2 separate regions of the Homo sapiens genome follow, and region 1 is linked to region 2. Evidence: chromatin loops called from intact Hi-C (ENCODE). Cell type or tissue: PC-9. All regions are shown on one strand. Each heading gives the region's core, and the rest is flanking DNA. Links, peaks and the distances in the headings are about the cores only.

What was found. Hi-C counts contacts between places; a loop is a spot of excess contacts. Peaks named below come from ENCODE experiments on the same cell type or tissue, not always from the same donor. Only the 100,000 strongest peaks of a DNase experiment are listed, where the experiment ranks them.
Region 1: it touches region 2 in a loop (8-fold over the local background); 8 of 110 quality-filtered maps call a loop at or near these places.

Annotation. Positions count from the first base shown.
Region 1 is chr1:117,053,730-117,056,648 of GRCh38, forward strand. The region is part of intron 1 of CD101-AS1 (CD101 antisense RNA 1); the gene reads right to left. Among named protein-coding and RNA genes, the nearest start is that of CD101-AS1, 4.3 kb to the right of the region's middle. In PC-9, for the core only: a CTCF peak has its summit at 1,803 (motif pointing left); a DNase peak (open chromatin) is centred at 1,812.
Region 2 is chr1:116,513,866-116,516,784 of GRCh38, forward strand. CD58 (CD58 molecule) reads right to left here. Exons shown (of 6, transcript NM_001779.3): 6 at 669-957. The coding sequence ends at 948. Among named protein-coding and RNA genes, the nearest start is that of LINC01762, 36 kb to the left of the region's middle. In PC-9, for the core only: no CTCF peak of the experiment used is centred there; DNase peaks (open chromatin) are centred at 336 and 1,386; H3K4me3 peaks cover 1,451 bases; H3K27ac peaks cover 2,500 bases.

The sequences.
Region 1 (2,919 bases), core at 333-2,832, 540 kb after region 2:
GTTAAACAAACTAACCATATGAACTAGCAATTCCACTCACAGGTTTATCTGCCCAAGAGAAATGAGAACAAATGTTCATATAAAGACTTTAACGTTAGGCCGGGTGCGGTGGCTCATGCCTGTAATCCCAGTACTTAGGGAGGCTGAGGCAGATAGATTACCTGAGGTCAGGAGTTTGAGACCAGCTTGGCCAACATGGTGAAACCCTGTCCCTACTAAAAATATAAAAATTAGCTTACGTGGTGGCTCGAGCCTATAATCCCAGCTACTCGGGAGGCTGAGGCAGGAGAATTGCTTGAACCTGGGAGCTGGAGGTTGCAGTGAGCCAAGATCATGCCACTGCACTCCAGCTTGGGTGACAGAGCAAGACTCCATCTCAAAAACAACAACAACAAAAAACAAAAAAACAAAAACAAAAACAATAAAACAGACTTTAACATTAATGTTCATAGCAATATTATTCCTAATAATTCCAAAGGGAAAATGATCCAAATGTCCACCAACTGGTGAATGAACACAATGGAATATTACTCAGCAATAAAAAGGAGTGAAATACTGATACATGTGCAACATGGGTAAACCTCACAAGCATTATGTAAGTGAAAGAAGACAGAGGCAAGAGACTACATATTACATGACTCCATTATATGAAATGTCCAGAAAAGGCAAACTTATAAAGACAGAAAGCATATCAGAGGTTGCCTTGGGACTAGCTGGGGGTGGCAGTTGGGATTGACTGCACACAGCTTTGAGGAAAGTTTTTGAGTGATAGAAATGTTTTAAAACTGGATTCTGGTGGTGATGGCACAACTTTATAAATTTACTTAAACAATGAATTGTGGGCCAGGTGTGATGGCTCATGCCTGTAATCCCAGCACTTTGGGAGGCCGAGGCGGGTGGATCACCTGAGTTCAGGAGTTCGAGACCAGCCTGGCCAACAGGGTGAAACCCCATCTCTACTAAAAATACAAAAATTGGCCAGGCGTGGTGGCGGGCACCTGTAATCCCAGCTACTCGGGAGGCTGAGGCAGGAGAGTCACTTGAACCCAGGAGGCAGAGGTTACAGTGAGCCAAGATCATGCCACTGTACTCCAGCCTGGCAACAGAGTGAGACTCTGTCTCAAAAAAAAAAAAAAAAGAATTGTGGCCGGGCGCGATGGCTCAAGCCTGTAATCCCAGCACTTTGGGGGGTCGAGGCGAGTGGATCACCTGAGTTCAGGAGTTCAAGACCAGCCTGGACAACATGGTGAAACCCCATCTCTACTAAAAATACAAAAATTAGCTGAGCGTGGTGGCACAAGCCTATAATCCCAGCTACTCAGGAGGCTGAGGCAGGAGAATCACTTGAACCCAGGAGGCGGAGGTTGCAGTGAGCCAAGATCCTACCATTGCACTCCACTCCAGCCTGGGTAACAGACAAGACTCCAACTGAAAAAAATACCTGTACATTTACCAAAAAAAAAAAAAAAAAAAAAGAAGAAGATAAAGAGCCTGCATTGAACCACTTTTGGAATAATATTTTAAGAACAGTGAAATTTGGAATCTAGTACTGAAAAAATATTGGTATAACAAAATAATTTGTAAAGTCTCTTGGCTTTACAAATTATAACCACATTTGTTCTCACTATAGTATCATCCTGATCGAGCCTATGTCAAAGGACAAGTTGAAAACAGTCATATGTTTGAAAGGCACAAAATGAAATGAAATGAAATTGAATTACCATTATATATCTTCAAACAAAAAGAATGAAACAGAGGAGGGTGGGCCTCAGTTTGGTTTTTATGTTACTAGGCTGCTACCTAGTGGTCATTTATAAAATGGCAGGACTTGGGTTTTTGGTTTTTGTCTTGGATTTGTTGAGCCATGTCTCTACACCACAGCAAATACCTAAACACTTACCGATGTGTGGGTTAAATATCTGAATGCATTGCTGAATAATTTATGCTTTATAAAAATACTATAGGCTGGGCGCAGTGGCTCAGGCCTGTAATCCCAGCACTTTGGGAGGCCGAGGCAGGTGGATCACCTGAGGTCTCAGGAGTTCGAGACCAGCCTGGCCAACATGGCGAAACCCCATCTCTACTAAAAATACACAAAATTGCTGGGCGTGGTGGTGGGTGCCTGTAATCCCAGCTACTTGGGAGGCTGAGGCAGGAGAATTGCTTAAACCTGGGAAGTGGAGGTTGCAGTGAGCCGAGATCACGCCACTGCACTCCAGCCTGGGCGACAGAGCGAGACTCCGTCTCAAAAAAAAAAAGAAGAAGAAGAAGAAGAAAAAATACTATAGTGGCAAGAACTGGATTGAAAGTTCTGAAAAATGGCCTTTAGTCCCTGATTGGCTGCTGTCAGCTTTGTGACTTTGAGCCAGGTCAAAATTAATCCATGGGGACTATCCGGTTCCAAAGTTTTAGGAGCAGCTCTGTAAGGTAAGTTGGCCTTGGGGCCACCTCCTTAACTGCTCTAAACTTTAGTATCTTCATCTTAAAAATGGGGATAAAAAATCCCATCCCTAGGCTAGTTGTGACAATTAAATGTGACAATGCATATAAAAGTACTATCTCAGAACACACCTCAGGAAAAGTTAGAATATGACTTTCCCTCTCAGAATGTGCCTAATAGGGAACAATCTTTTATCTGCCAATTAAAATTACTCCTTCCCATCCTATCCCAAAGCAACAAGCAAAAACACCAGAAGTTCAGAAAAGTAAATATGATTCTTAGAATGATCTGCTCATTTGAAACATAAATTTGAACAATTTAATTTAAAAAATAATCAATAAAGCATAGCCGCTAGAATTTTACAAATCACTTGAAACTTGGAATTGCTGATTATTTTAAAACAATAAGGTAGTGACCGAGATGTCAAAAGGTGAATGTTCTAGCTCATCCTCTCACCACTGGTATCTTATGGAGGTCTG
Region 2 (2,919 bases), core at 290-2,789:
GGAGCCCGCCACCACACCTGGCTAACTTTTTTTATTTTTAGTAGAGATGGGGTTTCATTGTGTTAGCCAGGATGGTCTCGATCTCCTGACCTTGTGATCCACCCACCTTGACAGGCCCATCTTGGAGTCAAGAAATATTGATTTCTTCCTTCAGCCTGGAGACTCTCATGTGACAGGAATTCCAGGGACAGTGCAGGCACAAGCTAAAGCGTCTATGTATTGACTTGGGTTTACATGGCTGCCAGAGGCAACTGGCACCGTCCACCACTTCAGGAGTGGCTGCCACTCTGTATTTGTTATGACTACGGTTTTCCAGCTACTGTCTGCTGTTGACCTCCCAATGTGACAGCTAACCAATGCAACAAACTAAGTAGGCTAATTAATGGCAGCGAGAGAAGTCTCCCTGCCCCACCTGTGTTATACAACTGCACTGGATGGTGGTGATCTGCTCTTTTCAAAAGCAGCTAGAAGTAAAGACCCATGTGTTCACTTGCCTCGTACTGACAGCAGTGGAACCCAGTGAGGGACAGTACTTTTCTCCCTCACTCCATGAATGACCCTACAATGAATTATTTTTCCCCTAAAGCAAGGGAGAAAGAGTATAGATTTTAAAAGGGTATGTGACCCTTATTTTTCTATCTTAGGAAAACAGTAGCCAAACCACCTAGTCACTTGTGTACATATTTACATTTATTTACAAAAGTATCTACATCATCAGTAAAAACAATTTACTGACAAAAAAAGCAAGCACCTAGTCATATAATAAGTTGATGACAGCCAAAACTAATGCTTGTTCTTTGTTAGTGGGTATTTCTTCTTAAAGCAGCTGCTTCAAGTTACATTTCCAACAGTTGTTCAAAAATTGTAATACTCAAATGAGAAATCAGATGGCTTTTTAGTTTTTAAAATAATTTAGTTATGCTGTTGTCTTCATCTTCTGTTACCAATCAATTGGAGCTACAAAAAAAAATCATATTATTAACTTGTAAAATGCAGTAAATCTGGGCTGCAGACCAGGAGTCTTAATTACCCTCCTATTCTAAAGTGAATAGCCCTTTTGTAATAAACTCATCAAAGCCAAGGGAGCTAGGGAGCAGGGATGGAGGAAGAACTGCCTTGAGTGCTCTTGGGATAGTAGTCTGAGTAACACTTGAAGAACAGCCTTCAGGATGCTGCACTCAATAGCAGCCCCAAGGCTCCTCCCGCTTACTCTCTGAGTATAACTGAAAGATTGAACAACAGAGCTGAGACTGTTAGACCCACATGTAAACTGTCACCCATTTGTAACAGCTACTTCCTTCTTTGCTACATGAAACTCCTGGGGATGGTTTTCTTCCTACCTCAAACTTACCTTCCTGTTTAGTCACCTCTGTGGCAACGACAGAACAATCTCTGGCTGTCTTGGAGTAAATCAGCCGAAAAACAAAACCGCATCCTTGAGCAAGCCCTCAAACCGAGTCCATTTCCCGGCCTCCTCCCCCGTGGTCTGCGTATTTCCACAGAGCTCAAAATCAGACCAGGCCAGAGCTCCCCAAACATTTGTATCTCATTGGTAACAAGAATTCATGAGAAATTAGTGCTGTGGTCACAGGGGTGAGGTAAAGGACAGCAAACTAGAAGTTTCCCTCCTTGGGAGCCTCACAGAACATGAAATGGGTGCTGTGACTTTCTGAGGGGGATAAAGTGGGAAATGTTTGTAAACCAGGTTGGCAGGCACAGGATTCTTGTTGGGGCAGCTTTTTGCCGGTCTCTGCTTCCCTGCCCTCTCCCAGCAGTCTCCTCACCCACTACAAGGAATCAAGCCTGCTTCTCCAGCTTGGCTCCTGCCTGAGATCCCACCTGTAAATCTTTCTTCTCGGAGAAATAGGACTCCCTGCTTCCTTTTTAATTTGGCTAACTTTGTGATCTGTTTTCTAGACACTTACACAAAAAATACCAGGGCACTCAGAAATTGCCTACGTTGAACTGCCTGGGTGAGAAGTGTGGCGTGGCCATTTCCCGTCAGATGTCTGCTATCTACTCATCTGTCCTCTGTTGTTCCTAATTGGGTTTAGTTCTTCCTGCTCCTGCCCTCGCGCAGCTGGGGAAATATTGCATTTGTTCCTACTTATGCTTGCCCCTTTCTCATCTCCTCCCCCGATCTCCTCCATCTCCACCATATACAGAACCTTTTAACATTTTAATTTAACTTAATTTTTTTGATGCCCAGGCTGGTCTCTTAACTCCTGGGCTCAAGAAATCCTCCCACTAACTCCTAAACTCAAGCGATCCTCGCACCTCAGCCTCCCAAGTAGCTGAGACTACAGGTGTGTGCTACCATACCCAGCTTCATAACCCTTTAGTAACTGAGCTTAGAGAATTCCCCCTGCTGCCACAATGGGTTCTTTAAATTTAAAAATAATTATTAAATAGGCAGTAAACACACATGATGCAGAACTTGAATAGTAAATAAAAATATACCAAGAAAAGTAAGCTCCTCTCTCAATCTCAGCCCCAAATACTCAGGTCTCTCCCTAGAATGCCACCTTAGAGAGGTCAGTGTTACCTTTCTAGACTCATCATTCCAAAGCAGTGCTTTTCATGCAAAATGTTCCTGCTCAAGAACCTATAATGGCTGCTTATTTCCATATCACTCCATTCTAAGGACCTCCTTGCAAATATTCAGTGTCTTTTGCCTCTACTTCAACTCGATGCCAGGCAGGTCAATCTTACTATCAAATAAATCACAACAGATTTAATTCCCTCTCATGTATTTGCCTCCGCTGTTTATCCCACCTGGAATGCCTTTTCTACTCCACTCTTGTTCTGAAAATGTAGGTCACATCCTACCCCCTCCAAAGCTTTTCTGATTATTCTGGCCTCTCCAATTCCTCTGCGTTGGTTGCTCAGCCCTTACCCTCATATCACACATTCTGCCTA